2 separate regions of the Homo sapiens genome follow, and region 2 is linked to region 1. The links are chromatin loops, found by intact Hi-C in ENCODE. Cell type or tissue: Caco-2. All regions are shown on one strand. Links, peaks and the distances in the headings refer to the core of each region. The heading gives the core; the rest is flanking DNA.

Region 1 (9,967 bases), core at 1,425-9,424:
GCCTGCAGGATGGCCACCTTGTAGGCTGTAACCCTTTATAAAAAATAAATTCTCCTTCTCCTTTTCTAAATGTATGGATTTTTTTTTTTTTTTGACAGAATCTCACTCTGTCACCTAAGCTGGAGTGCAGTGGCGTGATCTCGGCTCACTGCAACCTCTGCCGCCTGGGTTCAAGCAATTCTTCTGCCTCAGCCTCCTGAGTAGCTGGGATTACAGGTGCCCACCACCACGCCCAGCTAATTTTTGTATTTTTAATAGAGACAGGGTTTCACCATGTTGGCCATGCTGGTCTTGAACTCCTGACCTCAAGTGACCCCCCAGCTTCATCCTCCCAGAGTGCTGGGATTATAGGTATGAGCCACCATGCTCGGCTGAGATGTTGGTTTTTTTTTTTTTTAGTTAATATATCATTCCAGCAAGAATTCCAAATTTTAGCTTTGCTAAACATTTTTATTGTCATTTTAAAAAATCCTAGATTTTATTTCACCACTGACGTAAATTTTCTTTTCACCAAGGGAGCATCATAAGCCTCTGAAAATTGAGGCTTACACTGTATTTTCTTATTGGAATTTCACCAATGTGTTCTGGTGAAAAATGTTACTGGTTTAATTTCACCATAGAAACTCTCATGTTTCTGTTGTGCCAGATGGACTTGGTGAGGAATCTCAAATACTGGCACTTTCTTAAACCACTCATTTCACAAGTTTCTCTTCCATGCATCTATTTGGCAGATCTTCACTGAGCAACTACTACGTGTGGACACTGTGCTAGGCTCTGAGCATACAATAGTACATAAGAACAAGCTGAATCACAACAGCGCATTTTTAATTGCAAAGAACAGAAATCCACTCATTAAAGCTAATTTAAGCAATGGGGAATTTATTATAAGCACACTAGAACATTTCCCACAAGCCATAGGTAGGAAGTGGAGCTGGGTGTTTGCAGGGACTGGAACAAAGGGCTCAGGAGCTTTGAGGACTACAGGCAACTCTTTCTTCCACCTCGCTTGTTATTCCTCCCTGAGGCTACTCGTCTCGCATCCAGGCTGCACATTTCCTTCATTCTTGTCTTTATAGGACATCTCCTCTGCACACTCATCTACTTGCACACAGGTTCCAATGCTAGCCCATGTGACAACTTCGTGCAAATTAGAAGAAGGTGTTCACTCCAGGGCACACAGTTTGGCAAGCTGAGTTTCCAGGCTCACTTACTTCTCAGTTGGATGCCCTTGTACATGGCGGTCCTGCTTGCACATGGCCTTCTTCTGGCAACCCCAAAATGGTGTCCTCAGCCTCCAATTCCACATGACCTTCCAGCTAGGCTCCCCACAGGTAAATGACTACATCTTCATTACTCAAAATCAGTTTCCTCAGAGACAGAAGTTAATTAGGCCAGGTGTCCATCTTTCATCCAATCAAATGAGCCTGGGGTGAGCCAGGAGCAGACCCATGATAAACAGCGCTCTGGAAGGAGACTCTAGGAACCATACCTCTGCTGGGCTAGGGCAGTGTCCCTAGAGGGGAGACACTGCAGGGGATGCATGGCATCTGAATTAGATGGAACCGAGTCCTGGTCTTGCACATGAAACACTCAGACCCAGTGGGCTTGGAAAAGCAAAACGTTGGATGTTGATGACAGCTGTGCTTTATCCAGTGTCAGGGAATTTTAGGGTCTTCTGTGGTTTTGATTTTCCACATCCTGCTCCTCTAATCTCATTTGAGACTGAGACGCCTGCCTTGGGCATTTCATAACTATCTTCTTTCCATATATAGCAGTTCCCACTGGGTCACCAAGACACAAGGAAGCAGGGGCACAAGTCACAGGGAAAGGAAGCTGTGTCCATTGAAATACAACCTTCAAAAACCTCCACCTTGCACCCCAGCATCCTTTAAATATGGGAGAAGCTCCAGTCAAATGTGCCAGCATCCATCAGGGTCTCCTTTTCCTCCTGTCAGCTGCAAGGCTTCTAGATCTTTTCAAAGGCCCCTTTGAGCTGCTCCCTTGAAAATACCTCTGAGAAAATTCAACCTAGAAAGTACTATCTCATTATACAGTGAGTTGTGGGAGAGCATATTGCAAAACATCTGATATTTTTATCTAAAAAAAAATCTAAGAAATAATAAAACAAAGGAAAAAGAAATGGTTGAATCATGTAGACTGTCCTTATTAAGCATTTGGCTTGGGTGAAGGTGGCACAGTGAGTTCGTGTTTTGACTCAATATCTTTGCTTCAAACATACAGAGGTGAGAGATTAAATGTTAAAGTAGAAAACCAAAAAGGTATAAGAGGCATGGCTCAGGAATAAGGTAAGTCCACGGACCAGAAATGCAACACGAATGGGGCTTCATCATTGGGTCTGTTGATTCTGGGTCTAGAAGCTCACAATGATCACTAGGAGATCCACCTCTGAGGGATCTCAGCAATTAACAGTGCTCACCAGACCAAGATTAACAGTGCTCACCAGGCCACACTCACTGCTTAAAGCTGGGAGCTGGAGTGTAGCTCCCTTAGTTGTGAAAGGAGACTGAAAAGTGCTGATCACTACCTGGGGCTATGGCAGAGTTTCTTACCCTAAGGGCTGTTGACACATTGGGCCAGATAATTCTGTGTAGTAGAGTTGTTCTATGCATTGTAGAATGTTTAGCGCTGTTCCTGGCCTCTACCCATTAAATGCCAGTAACAACAACCCACCTCCTCCAGTTGTGACAACCAAAAGTATCTACAGACATTGCCCAGTGTCCCTTGTGGAAAAATTCAGAATTGCTGGGCTATGACTGTAAGAATGATGGGAACCTATAGAGGCTGGAGAACCCAGAGCTTCTTGAGTAAGAATTCAACTAAATTGGCCACTGCCTCATGATTGGATCTATGATTTTCCCAACAATACATGGGACAGGAGCCCTGAAATGCCATTAGAAGATCTGATTGGGGGTCATCTTCGTGGAGGTAATTGCAAAGCTGTCAAATAAGGAAGTCAAGCAAGCAATAAAAGGTAAAATAAACCAACAAATGAAATAAGAACCAATTAGAAACCTTGAAAATAAAAAATATAGCCACCAAACCAGAAAAGCAATAGTATAAACTTTAGAGTATATGTAGTTGGAGAAAGAATTAGTGAACTGGAAGATAGCACTGAGTTAACATGTGCTTTAGTTAGTAGCATGCAGCACTAACAGAGAGGACATTTTAAAAAACAAAACAATTATTTTTTTTAAGTTAAGAGATATAATATATAGATCAAGAACTCCAATGTAAGAAATAGCAGAGAAACAGTATCTGACAAGAAACTGAAGAAAGGCGTGATCACCTTATGTATAGTGTATGCTGAGTTCCAAGCAGTACACACAAAGAAAAATTCACAGCTAAACACATCATAGTAAAACTGTAATACATAAAGTATAATTTCTTATGGGCAACAGTAAAGGCCAAAGACATTGAAGGAATATGTTCAAAGTGTTGAAAAATATAACCATCAACCTATAATTTTTCCACCCCACTAAACTATTATTCTAGAGCAGGGGCCTGCAAACTTTTTCTTAAAGGGCCAGAGAGTAAATATTTTAGGCTTCAAGGCAATATGACCATTTTTGCCCACTAAGATTTATGTCACATTTGGGAGGAAGATAGAAATAATGAGCAATTTGGGACTTTGTTGTACAAATGTAGAATTAAGTAAGTTGGTTAAAATACTAAGAATGGCAGAATGTGGTGGCTCACATCTGTAATCTCAGCACTGTGGGAGGAAGCAGGAAGATAGCTTGAGCTCAGGAGTTTGAGACCAACCTGGGCAACATAGTGAGACCATGGCTCTACCAAAACTTTTTTAAAAAATTAGCTCGAAGTAGTGGCATGTAGGTGTAGCCCCAGCTTCTCAGGAGGCTGAGGAAGGAGGATTGCTTGAGCCCAGGAGGTCAAAGCTACAGTGAGCCGTGATCACACCACTGCACTCCAGCCTGGGCAACAGAGCAAGATGCTGTCTCATTTTTTTGAGACAAAAAAAAAAAAAAGATTAAGGATGGCCATTAGAAGACTAGAAATACACTCTATACCTTCCAAACTAACAATGTAACAAGAAAAATTATAGAAAACTTTGTCAATCTAAAAGAAGCCAGAAAATGAGGGGAAAGAAGTCAAGAAGTGGATAACCAACAGAAACACACAAAATAAGATGGCAGAAATAATTCAGTATCTCAAGAAATATAACTAATCAATTAAATGACAGAGACTATCAAATTGAATCAAAGCAAACTAAAAAATAAAATGTGACAAAGTCCAGCTAGATATTGGCCCAGAACTCTCCTAAAGGGCTGTCTACCACAATTGCATTAGAAGTGAAAGACCTTCAGATTATTCCGCTGCTCCACCTAATGTCTGGTTCCTACAGAAGATTTAGTACCTTGTGGTTAAATAAATTTACTTAGTCCCTTCCATGAACTGATAGCTTAAATGTGAGTGAATTGGTCTGAAAGATTTCCAAGGTCTTTTTAACTCTAAAATGCCAAGATACAGTGATTCCCCTGGATAGGCAGAGCTTTGTGCCCGCATTCAGGAGCATCAAGGACACTACGGTTACCACTGACCGTGTGATGGAGGCTGGCCTTGGCACTTGGGCAGTGAGCATTTGCAGTGCAATCTCGGTTTGCATGTTGTCATTGGCCTGTGTTAAGGAGCCTTTGCAGATGGACAGACGCTTGTGATTGCCATCGCGTATGGGCAACATGGAGATTGGCCTGTAAGAGGCAGGAGAGGGCTTTTTGCTCCTAATGTGTTATGAAAGTTTGATCAGAGTGGGAATTTTCTGTCATGGGTGATTAGTATCATCTCCTATTAATATTTACTTTCCCTAATTCAGTATGAAAAGTGCCAACGTAAAAACACTTTGCTGTGAAAGGGAAAGAGGATGCAGAATGATGCCACATGCAGGTTCTAGTGTCTCCTTTCTTTAAGATGAGTGGCTCCTCCCAACCCCACTGCCACCCCGTTTATTCTTTTCCATGAGAGTTTAGCCTCCTTTTTTCCCACCCTCACAATAATTCCTGAATTCATTGAGCTATCTATCCCAAGTCAGGGAGGAATGTCAGAGTTCCTCCATGAGTCCAATCACAAATACATAATAATAATAACAACAGTAATAACATTGATACATAACTATTGTGTATGGAGTGCTTACTGTGTGTCAGGCATTGGGCTAAGTTCTTTATGGCTATTAATTCATTAAATTCCCTCCAACAGCCCTAGTGTCCCATATTACATATGTGGAAGCTAAGGCTTAGAGGGATTGTGGCTTGCCTGAGTTCCCACAGCCAGTAAGCAGCCGTGTAGGGCTCTAACTCAGTGGGTGGGACTGGGATTCAACTATGTGGAACAATGTCACCCATGCTGTGGAGGAGAAGACCATAACTTTTCTTTTTTTGAGGATCTCTTAGGCTCTCAACCAGAATTTCTCAGTCTTGGCCCTATTGACATTTTGGGCTGGAGAAGTCTTTGTTATGGGGCTTGTCCTGTGCATTGTAGGATGTTTACCCGCATCTTTGGTCTCTATCCATTAGATGCCAGTAGCAGCCCTACTCCTCACCTCCAAGTTGTGAAAATTAAAACTGTCTCCAGAAATGTCCAAGTGTCCCTAGGGGGCAGAATCACCCCTGCTTAAGAACCACTGCTGCAGACCAAGTTCTTCAACCCTCTGCCGCAGTGTCACATGGGAAGGAAGCCCTACTTCTTTCCTGCCCTCACACATTTGACAGGAGCTGCTGTTTGCAGAGATGGGAGTAGTTCTGAGTTTTGTTTCAGGTGAGAGGGAGTTTCCTGAACTCTGAGCTTCTGCTGTCTTAAAGGTACCTGGGCTTCCACTAGTCCAGTAAAAATGCAAGACTCCTTTGAGTCTCATGGCAGTCACATTGGGTGGCTTGCCCAGCTCCTGTTCCCTGGGAATGGCTCAGTGTGCTCAGGGGGCAGCCATGTGTCTAGCCAGAGCTGATGGGCCCAGGGTAGATTCTTAGTCCACTTGGGGCAATGAGTTCTGTCTCCCAGGAAGCTGAAAGTGGGACCAGGTTGAGTCTCTCTTGGTGGCTATGACTGTGACCTGCAAATGTGGCAGCTCCATTGACCTTCTTCCTGCCCTGTACACTAGCTGATATAGAGAAATTGTTCTCAAATTTGGTGCCCAGATCAGTAGCAGTAGCATCACTGGGAGCTGGTCAGAAACACACATTCTCAGTTCCCACCCAGACTTACAGATTCAGAAACTTGGAGGAGGTGTCCAGCGACCTGCAGGTTACCAAGCCCTCTGGGGGATTCTGATGTTCACTAAGGTTGGCACAGAGGGTGAGAGAGACTCAAGGAAATATGATCTATGGAATAGAGAGAGGAAACTCCTGTTGAAGAGATAACTTCCCAGTTCCCAGTTCCAGCTCTTCCTGCTTCCCAGCCACATTCCTGTCCTTCGGTTTAGTGAGATGCTTTTATGTTCTAACTACAAAATCTACCTCTGACTTTCCCCCTGCCCTTAAGTTGACTGAAGTCAGTTTCTGTTGCTTGCAACTGAAAAATTCTTACTCATTCATGTCACAATACAATTCACGTGGAGAAGAAATTATATGGAGCAATGTCACCCCAGCTGCTCAGGAAAATACTGTAATTTTATCAAGGGCTCTTGGAAATATTTAAAAGCTCCAGAGAAAATACCCCATGTTTATTTTCTTATTATCAAGAGCAAGAATTGTGTATTTGTGTGTCTATTTAAGGAAGCTTATGTACTGACTGCCCCTACCCCTTATCTCTCTTTGTATTTTTTATTCTTCAGTGCTAAAGGCTTGGTATTTTCTTGACTCTGCCCTCACTTTTTTCTCCCAGGTTAAACCTGGAATTAAGATAGATCTCAATCAGCCAACAAATATTTATTCAATGCCCACAATGTGGCATGTGTTTGGAGGGTCGGTTGGTCATGATTCCTACATAGTCTCTCCTCAAAAGAATGATAGCTTTGTAGGAGAGAATGCAATTATCCTACTCCTGTGACAGTAAGACACACAGTGTGATAAGTCCAGGATTAGGTCTGTGTTTAGGGTTCAGAGGAAACCCAGAAGAGAGAATGAGCCGCCAGGAAGGGGGAAGTTCTGGGAAAAGAGGAAGGAAGGGTGGTAATCAGAGAAAGCTTCCTAAAGGAAGTTCCACCTAAATTAGACCTGGAACTATGACTAAATGTCTACCAGGCAGAAAAGGCAAGGGAAGGAGAATGTTCAATTTGTGGTTCACAAGCACCGGAGAGAAGAATTTGATGCTTTATTGCTTATCTGCTTCTTGATCTGGCTGACTTGGAGGGCTACAGTATCATATACACACTGAAAATAAGGTAAGGACTTTTTAAAATTTCTCAAAGCCTCCAGAAACTATCTTTTATAGCACTGGCAGCGCCTCTTTTTGGACATAATTTATTAGCTGGACTTTCAGTGTGACATGGCTGAACATCACTGGCCTTTAAAGTCATCCTTGTAAGGAGAATAGGCTGTCTGTTGGTTTATCTCAACTAGAAGAAAAATAAAGAGTATGAAGAGGAAAAAATTCCCTATTAAGTTTTATAATTATAATATGAAAATTCAGTTAATTTCTTTTATCGTAGTGAGTCATTAAAGACTGAAGTAGGTTCCCAGCCTTTTGTTTCCAGAACAATCCCCCAGAGGCTGAGCGCTCTGTCATTCGAATGGGCCTGATTAAAGCAAGGAGCCGCTATCTTCAGATTACTGCTCTTTGTCATTACCATTACGTTATCTTGCTCTTCAGACTGATTTTTAATTTTTATGTTTGCAATTATAAATGATTTACAGGGACATTCATCGCCCGACCTGTCCTGAGTCATTAAATTCACCTAGGTTGAATAGCCCGATGTGCACCTGAAATTAACCAAATCGGTGACATTATCTTGCTGGATTTTTCAGAGGCTTTAGAAATAGGGAAGTGACTCCATTCTCCCTCTCAACTCCTCTCCTTAATGGGAAAATATTTTTAATTGATAAAAGAGGTAATTAGGCAAGGCTAAGAGGTACGCACTAATTATGCAGTATATCTCACATAGTTTGGCCACGGTTTTTGGAATAGAAGTGTAGAAGGAAAGTGATTCAAATACAGACTTGGCTTGTAGTCACATGGGGCTAGTTTGAGTGTGTTTTATCCTCAATCAAGTTTAGGAAGAGAACTGTGAGGATTTTTATTGAGCACCTACTATGTGTCAGGAAGATAACTCTCCCAATGGTCTTTTTGCCCCCTCAGTGTTTTGTGTTGCATTGTTCTGACATAAGGAATGGAAACTTCCTCAGGCTGGCTCAGATGAAATGGAGACTGTGATCTCACACAAGCTAAGGAAGAAGGAACCAATAGCAGGCTCTTTCATGCTCTTTCTCTGTTGTTCAGGAGCCACGTTACTGTTCTCATTCTGCTTTTCTCTCTCTGGCATCTGTTTTCCTCCCAGCTCTCTTTTTTCTTCACTGGCTTCCTCTACTCATTTGTTTTGTGCTTGAACCCAAATAGCCCTTCCAACCCCCTTCACCCAGGCCCTTGCACCTGAAGTGTCTGCCACTGGCTGGTGGACTCTCCACTCCTTAGTTGACATTCCCTATACAATGTCAGTGGTTTCTTATCGGCCAGTGGGTTTTCTACCCTCGAGTCAGGAATATGTCCCTTCTTTTCTGTGGCCAGAAGGGACAGGAATTGTGGGTAGAACAAGTAGAATGGGGATAATAATATCTGTTTGGTGCATCTTTAAAAGAGGTATGATTTTCCCATTTTACAGAGGAGGAAACTGAGGCTAATGGAGGTTAAGTTACTTGTTAGAGGACAGCTCACAGGTGTCAGAGACAGGAATTAGGGACAAGGTAAGACAGACTCCATCCTCTTGCTTCCACTTGATGTGCTGACTCTGCAACATCCATGCTATTTGTTGCACAAGATGTGTGAACAGGGGACACTCAACAGCCAGGCTGAATGCTGGTTAATGTGGTTGGAGACCCAGTGACTCTTTGGGCAGTGTAGACAACACTAGCTTCTGCCCCATTTCCATATCTTTTTCTGTGTCTGTCCAGGGACATTGAAATAGCACATGCTGCCCTCCAAAAATCAGAGATGAAAGGGAAGATATGTTGCTTCATTTGAGCTTTGGAAAGCATCCAAAGAAAATCTGGTTGAAGGGTCATAAAAATATTTTTAAGGCTTTGACAGTGAGGTACGCTAAGTGAGGGCACCTGAAATTAAACCTTTCCTCCCTGTCGGAGGATGGAGACCTGTGCCTCCCTCTACCAGCTCTAGTATTTACTAGCTGTATGACTTTGGGCAAATTACTTAACTGTCCTGATCGTCTGTTTCTTCATCTGTAAAATGAGGATGATATAGTTTCAAAATTAGACCAAGCAGTGTGTACCAACAAGGACAGGCCCTTAGAAACAGCAGTCATCTTACGACTGTTCATTCTCCCTTTTTCCCTTTGCAGAGCCCGGCCCCTTCATAATGGTAGCCTTGGAGTTAGCTATTACTCTGGGTCTGAGACTCCCCTGGAAAATCCTACTGATCAAGGGATTCTAGCTTTCATTTTTCCAGCATCCCTTTCCTCTGTAAGGACCAAGGGAAACTTCCCCTTCACCCTCTGAAGGTTTGGAAAAAATCAACTAAAAAAAGACAGATTAATTGGGAAAAAAAAGCATATAAACTTACTTAACGGGTGCATGGGGAAAATCACAGTGATTGCCTGTCCTTCAACAGGGTTCAGAAACTTATATGCCTTCCTGGCAACACAGGTTATGAGAGGTGGGAGGAGAAGAGGGGCAATAAAGGATTATTATGGAGAATGAGTGGATCCCTAGTAATCCACTCATTAGTGGAACAGAAACTCACTTGTAAATAGTTGTCTTTGACAGTGAAAGGGTCTGTTTAGGTGTGGTTATGTTCTTGGTATTTCAGGGAGGGGAAAAAAAAACAATTG
Region 2 (9,967 bases), core at 1,289-9,288, 52 kb after region 1:
GTATGTATCCCCAGCCATGGACCCTGGGACTGACCAGAATTGAGGATGGGGATGGTTTCTTTGGAAATAGCCCCAAGTTCATGTAAATCTCATGAGTTTACTGATGACACAAGGTTTCCAGCCAGTACTCAGACTTTTAATACTTCAGTGTGAGCCAAAGTGATGAACGTTATGCCACTCATTGGTTTTTAGTGGGAATTCTAGTGCTATAAACTCATTTCAGTACTTCAGAGACAGCCAAATCTCAACTGCACGTTCTTGGAGAAACCTGAGATTTCATTATGAAAGTGACAAAATAAATCTAGAAGGAAAAAAAAAAAATCCCGTCAACCACTCACTACCTCACCCCACGAGACATTTTAGCTGAGCTGCTAACAAGCAGCCACACAGCAACTGTTTGCTGGGGACTTCTGAGAAGATACGACTCACGCATTTGCTAATAAGGGAACAACTACCATATTCCAAACAGGTGAAGAAAACCTTCAGGTATGGCAGATTTTCTAACTACATTTTTGTGACACTTTTATTCATTCGAAAACCTACAGTAAGAGACGCGGAGTGTAAAATGTGTGTTTGTGTTTTGCTTGGACAGACAATGGCTCCTAGCAATTAATGCTTTCAGTCACATTAAGCATTAAATAATGCTTTGTGACATTACAGTATTTCCCATTACAGATCAATTTTGTAGCATTTGTTCATAATCAGACTTGAAATGTTACCTAGAAACAAAATATGTTTTCCTTGAAACAGTCAGACCTTATTAGAAATCTAAGGTTTTACAAATCACCATGTTAACAGTTTTGCCCCTAGCTAAGGTTTTCATTCTTTAGTGTTAAATTCAGCCCCAGAAGCTCTAGTATCGTTCAGGGTTAGTCTTCCAATGTGCACTGACTTGAAAGGAAAAAGTTAATGCTCCAAATATATTTAATGTCTTACTACATACAATAATAAATCAACTATATTCCTTTTTGGAGGTGAAAAATAATGTCATCACCTTTTAAATTGTTATGCTTATAATTAGGTTACACAATATTATTTTCTCATTTTTTAAAAAACAGCTTCTCATTGCTTTAAAAAAAAAGCCATATGCTTATTTCTAGTAAAGCGGAGTTATTCTCATTTCCTTACCACATAATCATATGCTGTGGATGAGCAAAGAAATAAAGAGAAAACATATGAAATTTTGAGATTTGGAGCAGCAAAACTTAAAGCTAAATGGAAGAGAACTTTGGAGCCAGGAACACCTGGAGTTGATGTCTTGCCTTGCCATTTAATCATTGTGGAATCTTGGGCAAATCGCTCAAAGTTCCCATTTAGCAATTGTTAGCTATTTTAATATTTTTTACAGAATTTTTTTCCCTGAGAGATATTCCCTTTGATTAAAGCCATCAGCCTCTCATTCATTCAGCAAATAATTCCTGAGCATTTATTGCTAATAGACTCTACTGTTCGCAGTCCCGGGAAACAGCAGTAAATCAGAAAACGAGACTGCTGGTCTCATGGTTTATATTCTAGCTTGGGAGAGACAAGCAATGTCCAAACAATATAATGTCAAGTGGTGTAGTAGGTTAGCTTGAATGAAGGCCCCCCACCAAAAGATATATCCACCTGCTAACCCCCAGAACCTGTGAATGTGATCTTACTTGGAAAAAGGGATGATGTAATTATGCACCTCAAGATGAGACCATCTTAGATAATCCAAGTGGGCTCTAAATCAAATGACAAGTGTGCTTATAAAAGACACACCAAGGGGAGACACAGAGAAAGGAGAGGAAGGCCTTGTGAAGACAGAGGCAGAGATGACGCAGTGGAGTGATGTAGCCACAAGCTAAGGAACTCCAAGGAGTCACCAGAAGCTGGAAGAAGCAAGGAGGCATTTTCCCTAGTGCCTTCAGAGGCAGAGCAGCCCTGCTGACACCTTGACTTCAGACCCTGGCCTCCAGAACCGTGTAAGTTTCTGTCACTGTAAATCCCCCACTTTGTGGCAATTTGGACAGAAGGCATGGAAATGAATACAAATAGTAATGCATGCCAAGAAGAAAATAAAATGGGGATGTGAAACCGAGATTCGAGTTGGGATTACTTTAAATAGTGGGGTCTGGAAAGCCCCCCTGAGGAAGTACCATGTGTTACCCGAGGGCGTGAGAGATGGGTATTCTGAATGTGAGGGGGCAGCAAGTGCAAAGGGCCCAACCTGGGAATGACCTTGGTGTGTCTGAGGACTAGAAAGTCTCTGGGGCCAGACTATAGGCGGTATGAAAGGGACAGTGGTAAGGAGATGATGCTACTGCTGGTAGGGGCCAGATCCCATAGGCCTCCTCCTACAGCGCCTCATAGGCCCAGGGAAGAAGTCCAGATTTTCCAGGTGCAACCTTTTTCAGGAAGATTTTATAGTTAAAATGACCTAGAAAAGTAAAGGCATTAAGTACATACATTTATTAAATTAGTAAATATGAGTCTATTCTGAACATTCTAGTAATTGGATGAAAAAAAACCCCAGAACCTTTATAATGTTATTCATGGGATCCAACCCCACTGTTTTATGCTATATGAATAATGTCACAAATAGCATCTGTGAAGTCAAACACCACAGGACACAGTAGAAAATCCTTAGGGGGATCCTTTATTTCATTCACTTCCTCCTTACAAGGTGAAATTTCAATCTGTACAGGTTGTGTCTGCCAGTTCAGTCCACAGCTCAGAGTATCACCTTGTCCTCATTCCATGGTATAAGCTGTTGCGGGGGGACAGGTCTGCGGGTCGTGGATTCACTGGACTGGATGGGACATGATCCAGAACTCCGCTCCGTTTGGCTTCCCAAGGATCCCACCAACTCATTCTAATCAGTGATCACTGAGGAAATGCATTGTATTCCTATTCACTATTTCAAAGATCAGGCCTACCTCATTGGCATATTAAGAAAGTTTTCTCAAGTATATTTAGTGTTTATCATTTTACTATAGTTCTTCAAATGTCTGACATTCATCTTTTCCCTACCTCTAAATTCCTTTCTTTTTCACATTATCTTTCTTGATTGCTTTTTAATAGAAAAACAAACAAAGACATGGATTTACTGTGCATATTAGCAGATCCATACTGGAAAATGCATGGAGGTTTCATATACACCACTTACAGTAAGTAATAACTCAGAGTATAAAGTCGAAAAGAAAGAATCTGAAATATTAGACTTGTTCTGAAATAAGCTTACCTAGGATGATACCACTTTCGCTTAATCAGAATTTCCCCTTTCCAACTATTTAACAGTGGCAAATATAAAAAATCTGGTAGTTAAAATACACAGCAGTCACTTCATATTACTGCCTCCCTCAACCCACTCACCTTCTGAAGAACAGGGCTTTTTCAAGTTTTGTTCCCCTTTAAGTTTTAATAGAAAAAAAAAAGTTTTAAGTCATGTTGTACCAATATATCCCCAGAAAGAATTGCAATTTACCAAGGTTTTCACGTGTTTTGAGAGAAATCTTACTGAAAGACTAGTGATGTCCATTTTCCAGTAAATACTGAGCGAAAAACAATTTTTATACCCCAATCTGAGGTATAAACTTGCTTTTTGTGGGATCACAACTGCTGTAAATTAGACAATTGTAGCAACAATCCAAGACAATAACAGAATGCCTATGACAGTCTGCCATATTCTGGTGAGTGTCTATCAAAGCTCATCATGATTTTTTGTGAGATCTTCCCCGTAATTGGTAGCTTGGCTTCCGACAAACATGTTCCAGTTCTCCAATATTTCCTCTTTAGTTAGCTTCTCATCCTATAGAAGAGATCAAAGAGCACTGTCATGGAAGCTCTGGTAACTGTACTAGTTCTGTATGATGTTCATGTCATTTCACTGATGTACAACATTTAAAATACTATATTTAGTAATCCAGAAGCTACTGGGCACCTCCTTCATCTACCATGACTGCATTGCAAAACTCCAAATCGGAACAGCCTCTTGCTATAAAAACCGTGCTAACGTGTCAGGGAAGTCCCCGAGTAATTCAGAAGCTAGAATCCATTTGTGCCCACAAGCAGTGTTGGTCTTCCCAAAATAGGCCCTCAAGAATGCCACTTTCCTCTTACAGCCTCGCTGCCTAAACTGACTGTTGGCATAACCTGAGAATTTGGGGGCAATCAGCAAAGTGGGGAATAGGCAGGACATTTTTCTAAATGTATTGATTTGTTTATTTGGATGTTTATCAATAGATACCGAAGTACTAGGCATTAAAGCCAGAAACCTGAGCTTGCCTGAGGATGTCTGGGCTTTAATGGGATGGGCTTCCTTGTTCCTGACACCTCACAGATGTTTGATAAGTATTTGGTGACAATGAATGGATAAATAAGCTGATCCTAGGGCAACACGGGGTATACTTCTTAAATCGTGTCCTGCCCACAAAGTTCTGCAATCTTAGGAAATGTGACTTAATGTAAGTCTGTGGCTCACAGCTGACTTTCCAGGAAAGTTGGGGCCTAATAATTTTACTGTGGGTTATCACGGTATTAGCTCAAGTTTACAGGTCTCCACTGTAGGACAAGAAGGAAAAGTCAATAAAGACATGGCCACATGGGTCAATGCTATCGCCGAAAAAGCAAACAAAACCGATCTTATGTAAACTGTCTCCCTTCAATCAGTGATTCCAGAAGAATGGGAAATACCTTGTTTTTGTCTGATTCATATACCAGATGCCTGGCCTCAGCCTGTGCATGATCATAATCTTGAGGGAGGATCCAGTGGCGAATCTCATCTTTGTCTAACTTCCCGTCCTTGTTCAGATCCCGGAATTCGTTAAACTGCTCCCGTTCTGATAAAACCCAGTCTGGCTCAGGGCCATTCTCCTCATGGGAAAACATATCCGCTAGAAGGGAAGGTTATTGTTGGTTACAAAGGAAAGTGGGAAGGTAAACCTCCCCCACCCCCATAAAACAAACTTGACCTCCTGAGCTTTAGGAAAGGCGACAACCAATCCAGAGACCTAACTCAAACAGCTGGTAGGCAGCTTCTTGGGGATAATGATGCAGTAATTTATTCATGATGAAGGCCATGTGGTGGAGTAGAAAGAACTGAGTTTAGAAGCCAAAAGATAAATCCCGGCTTTTGACTTAGTTCAGTGACTGAGCCTGAAGTTTCCTTGTCTGTAAAATGGAGATGATAATTTATAAATCATGGGGCTATTATGATCAAATGTGCCATTTTGATGTAAAAGCCCTCTACAACCCAAACTGGCACTACATAAGCGAAAACTAATAATAATGACTAACATTGAACACTATGGTCCAGATACTGTATAAAGTGTTCTACACACAGTTTTCATTTGATTTTCACATAACAGCCTTACAAAGTGAGTGCTGTTATAATTCCCATTTTACAGATGAAAACAATGAGGTAAAGTCTTACCCAATGACCCACAGCTCATATGAGCTGGAGGCTGCACAGGAACATGGTCACTCTGCTTTCAACCCAGAGTCTTAGCCACTGTGTTTAGTACTATTGTTTATATCATTTCCAAAGGGCTTTCACTTGTCATTATATTTCATCCTTATAACAATTCTACAAGATGGGTCATTATCCCCATTGTACAAAATGGCAAGGAAAAGAAAAAGGAAACGTTTTTGCATTGTGTGTGTGTCAGTAGCTCTTGGAAAAGAGAGATACCCTGCAGGCAGTTTCTCTGTCACGGAAGCAGAGCTTGGAAATGTCAGGTGGTGAATGAAGCAGGTAGTAAGTGAAGGAAAAAAAAAGACAAGACCCTTGACTACAAGGTAGACCCCTAACTGACATGTCTACATTGTTTTTGAGAAAGAGTTGTAATATGTATTAGCTAATTCGAGCTTCATCGAATCCTGTAAAAATGGGCTCACTTTTTTTCCCCCATTTTACAGATGAGGAAGCTGAGGTTTGAAGCCATTACATGATTACCCCAGGGTCACACAGCTAATTGGTGAAGGTAGGGTTCCTAATTCCAGTGCTCTTCCTACTACCACCCCCCACCACACACTTTCCACTTGGTGCCGCTTGAAGAGAAGCCTCCCCGAGAAGTGAAATGACGAGTCAATACATTGGGTTTCCTCTGCCTGTGAGTCACTAGGTATTCGATTTTCAAGCGCAACGCCTCCACCTCCCTCTCCCTATTCACTGTAAAGAATGGGATGCTTCTTTTAGGCAAAGCCACTCAAAGAGTTCTGCCTCTGACTTTGCACCATTTCAATGCACAGTTCCGGAGGGCTGGGCAGAGCGCACACTTTCAATCAAAAGCACTACATTGTTTGTTTTGATCATGCAGTCTTTGCTGTCAGTCTCATTTCATCCCCAGTGCCACAGTAAGAGGTCTGCGCCTCCGAACGTGACCCTCGCACGTGGACCCAGCAAGAGGAAGGCTCAACTGCTTGCTCTGATGAGGGAGCTGTCAGCATATGTTATTCTATCAGGGTAGTGCCACCAAGATCACTTTAATTACTGTGGCGAGAGCTACCTTGTCTGTTACCAATGACACACAAGGAACAGTGTTTGGCTCATGATCAAACATAATTTCTAATGATTAGAGGAAAGTCTGCTCTTCATTGCTGAAGGCACTTGTTCTCGTGTCTGGGATGGCAAAGTAATACAACCACAAAACCAGAGACAGCAACTCAGGCTCTGAGTTTTACATTTAAAGGTAATTAATGGCTTTGATTAAAAATCTGTACAAAAATTATACATATTTCATTTCTCTTTTCATAGGTCAACACCTAAACCAAATGATTTTCCAGCTTTTACTTTATTGAGACTTGGGAAAAGAGCTGCCATGAGAAGGGAGCCTGCAGCTGGAGCCATGTGCCATAGCAGGTGGTGAGGATCAAATGGAATTGTCCTTGTTGCCTGCTCTAGTCCTTTCTAGCGGGGGGTTGGGCTGGGGGGGATTTGGGGCTACCAGGAAGGGCTCTAACCAGCAATGGTGGGTTCAGACCCAAATACATTAATTTGACACTATAGGACTCCCATCCAAAGGATGGGAAACGAGGGGCACAAAATGAGCATATTATTGGGCAATTGTGCACTCTGTAAAGCATTTATCTTTCTAAGAAGAATGCCTTTCTGCAAAGTGCTCAGACACATAAACAGTTCTGTTAATCACAGCTGCATCTACTCAGAGTTTCTAGGCTCCATTGACCCAGTCCAGTTTTAGAGGCTTTGCCCTGACACTGTCTCCTCTATCTTCACTGTAAATCTATGGGATCTCCAATGTCCTTTTGCAAAGGTAAAACTAGGCAGTGTGATGAAGGGCACCTCTCAGAGTCATGGGGCCAACTGTTGGCCAGCCTTGTGTAGGGCCAGCCTTTTCATCTCTTCTCCACTGAATGAGGCCTAATAATACTTCCCTGATACTACATCACTAGGGCTGATGGGACAAGCAGGCTGGAAGCTCCCAGGAGTGACGTATAGACTTGCAGCTGTTGCTAAAAGAGACGTCTGGGGAAAGTAGCCAGACGTGTGGGTGGGGTCATGTGGCCCAGTCAGGACAGCTGAGCAAGACTCTAGGTCAGTACTCACCAATATACTCATCCTGATCCACAAACCCATCCCCGTTCTTGTCGATGTCCTCCAGGGTTTCCTAGGAAGCAAAAGGTAAAACAGAATGCAAGATGGCCATGTGCTCTAAGAAGTCTGAGAATTCTATTGTCCTCATTTGTCCAGCTTTTACGGCTGAATGCTTGGTGACTTCTGGCTCATCGCCTTACTTCCCTGGGAACTAGTTTTTTATCTGTAAAAAACAGGCAATAGTTTCTGTTCCTAATCCCCCACCCCAGTTTCCAGAGCAGAATGCTTTCTTCAAAGCAAGCAAGATGTACCTGTAACCCCAGAGGTGCTCTGACGATATCAGGAGGCCCTGCCAGGCCAACTAACTCCACCATCCAGCCAAAACACCCACTGGGGAACATGCGAGAAACCCAGTGTGAGAACCACTGGATTAGATGACCACAAGAATAGACTCTAGTGCTAACAGGACTATGAATACTGAGTTGGTGTCAAGAGAAATGTGAAACAGTGGGCAACTAAAAAATAAAAGTATATCTGACTTTTTGATGTATTGTGCTCTGTATTTAGTATACTTGACCTCTTATTCAGTATTTTTTGATTGGGTCAATAATTAAATGAGTTTACTGTTCATTGGCACAGCAACTCAGAGGCATCCTGGGTCAAACCAAAGAGCCAACCTGAGAGCAGAGAGCCACTCCCAAAGGCTCGTAGTCTACTCGGGATCATTCACCACCTGCACTGTCCTCTGCCACATTAGCTAACACTACATGAATGTTGAGTGGTAAAGAGAAATGATTCTTGGAGCCACTGCCCAGTCCTTACAGTCATGGCAGTCAGGAGGATGAAGCATGAGTGGACCCTTCCACCACCTGGATAACTAAAACCATCCACAGCTCGTGTAAACAAAAGCTCTAGCCATCTGTTTCCCAGGATTGAAACAGTTGGAACTGGGTTGGTGCATCTGCCCAGGAAAACAGGTGATGGCATTTATTTAATTGTCATGGAAAATGAAGACATTTGGGACCCAACAAGACACTACGGAAAGCAACTACATTCTGAGGCCTTACAAGCATAGTCATTCCTCAAAGCCTAGGGCCTGATCCACCCACCCTCCAAAGACCCACCCGCTAAGGGTAGCATCTCTTCCAGCCATAATTTTTACTTTACATTTCCATACAGTTTTAACAATCCAATTCATTCCATTTCTGAGTCTTTTTCCAAGTCCCTTAAAATTGAAAAATGGGGCAGAGACTAGCTAGTTGCTCACTTAAGCCATTTGCTCTTTCTTTTTTTTTTTTTTGAGAAGGAGTCTCACCCTGTCGCCCAGGCTGGAGTGCAATGGCACGATCTCGGCTCACTGCAACCTCCGCCTCCTGGGTTTAAGCGATTCTCCTGCCTCAGCCTCCCAAGTAGCTGGGATTACAGGCACATGCCACCATGCCTGGCTAATTTTTTTTGTATCTTTAGTAGAGACAGCATTTCAACATATTGGCCAGGCTGGTTTCAAACTCCTGACCTCATGATCCGCCTGCCTCGGCCTCCCAAAGTGCTGGGATTACAGGCGTGAGCCACTGTGCCTGGGCCCCATTTACTCTTTCTAGGCACGTATCTAAACTGTATTTCCCAGCCTCTTCATATCTAGGAGGGACCAGTGGAACATACGTGAAGGGGATGTGTCATTCCCTGGCCGGAAGAGTAAACAAAGACTGTATCTTCTCATTCCCTCTCTTTTCCTTTGTCAGCCAGCTGGGTGTTGCCAGGATGACTTTGAAGCTACAAGATGGCAGAGCACAAGCAGGAGTGCTTAGAGGAGAACTGGGTACCCAACTGTGCTCAGAGAACAGCCCAGGAGGTCCATCTGGCTGGAACAAGCTTTGCTAGTGTTAAATGGCTACAACTGGGGGCTATCTGTTACAGCAGCCAGCCTGACCTGACTAATTTTCTGGGTAGACGGGGATTCCAACAAACTCTACTTCAGAGTCCTTCTCCAATTCCCTTCAGGCTGAAAAATCTTCTCTCTTTGGAAGAGACAAGATTTGGAGGCAGTTTTCTCCCTGGTCTCTTCCCAGCCCAGACTCTTCACTTATCTTACCAAAACCACAATTTCCTTCATATGTTCAAACTCTTCAGGATGCAGAAAGGCAGTGAACTCCTCCCGAGTAGCTGTCAGGTCACCATTGAGGTCTGCAGCTTTGAATCTTCTCTCATCACGTGGCAGCATCTTTTTAAAGGTGTGATGATCTGAAGAATCATGAAACTCTGCGGGGTTTCCTGCAGGATGTATGTATGCAGAAATGTTTTTAAACCGTGCGGTCAAGAAAGGCGTTTCCTGCCAGATCACTCATCCTGCATGCTCAAATGGTACATATAGGGAAAAAAGGTCCCGACCTACTGAGTTCTTTAAAACATTCTATGTCAGAATGCCTCTAATATCAGTCCCTTCAAGCC

Evidence for each region. Hi-C counts contacts between places; a loop is a spot of excess contacts. Peaks named below come from ENCODE experiments on the same cell type or tissue, not always from the same donor. Only the 100,000 strongest peaks of a DNase experiment are listed, where the experiment ranks them.
Region 2: it touches region 1 in a loop (7-fold over the local background); 9 of 110 quality-filtered maps call a loop at or near these places.

Annotation. Positions count from the first base shown.
Region 1 is chr11:32,150,180-32,160,146 of GRCh38, reverse strand. It overlaps the pseudogene THEM7P. Among named protein-coding and RNA genes, the nearest start is that of SNORA88, 11 kb to the right of the region's middle. In Caco-2, for the core only: a CTCF peak has its summit at 5,398; no DNase peak of the experiment used is centred there.
Region 2 is chr11:32,098,173-32,108,139 of GRCh38, reverse strand. RCN1 (reticulocalbin 1) reads right to left here. Exons shown (of 6, transcript NM_002901.4): 3 at 9,612-9,790; 4 at 7,532-7,592; 5 at 4,660-4,859; 6 at 2,418-3,775. The coding sequence ends at 3,668. Among named protein-coding and RNA genes, the nearest start is that of RCN1, 12 kb to the right of the region's middle. RefSeq lists an enhancer at 1,876-2,145. In Caco-2, for the core only: no CTCF peak of the experiment used is centred there; a DNase peak (open chromatin) is centred at 4,570.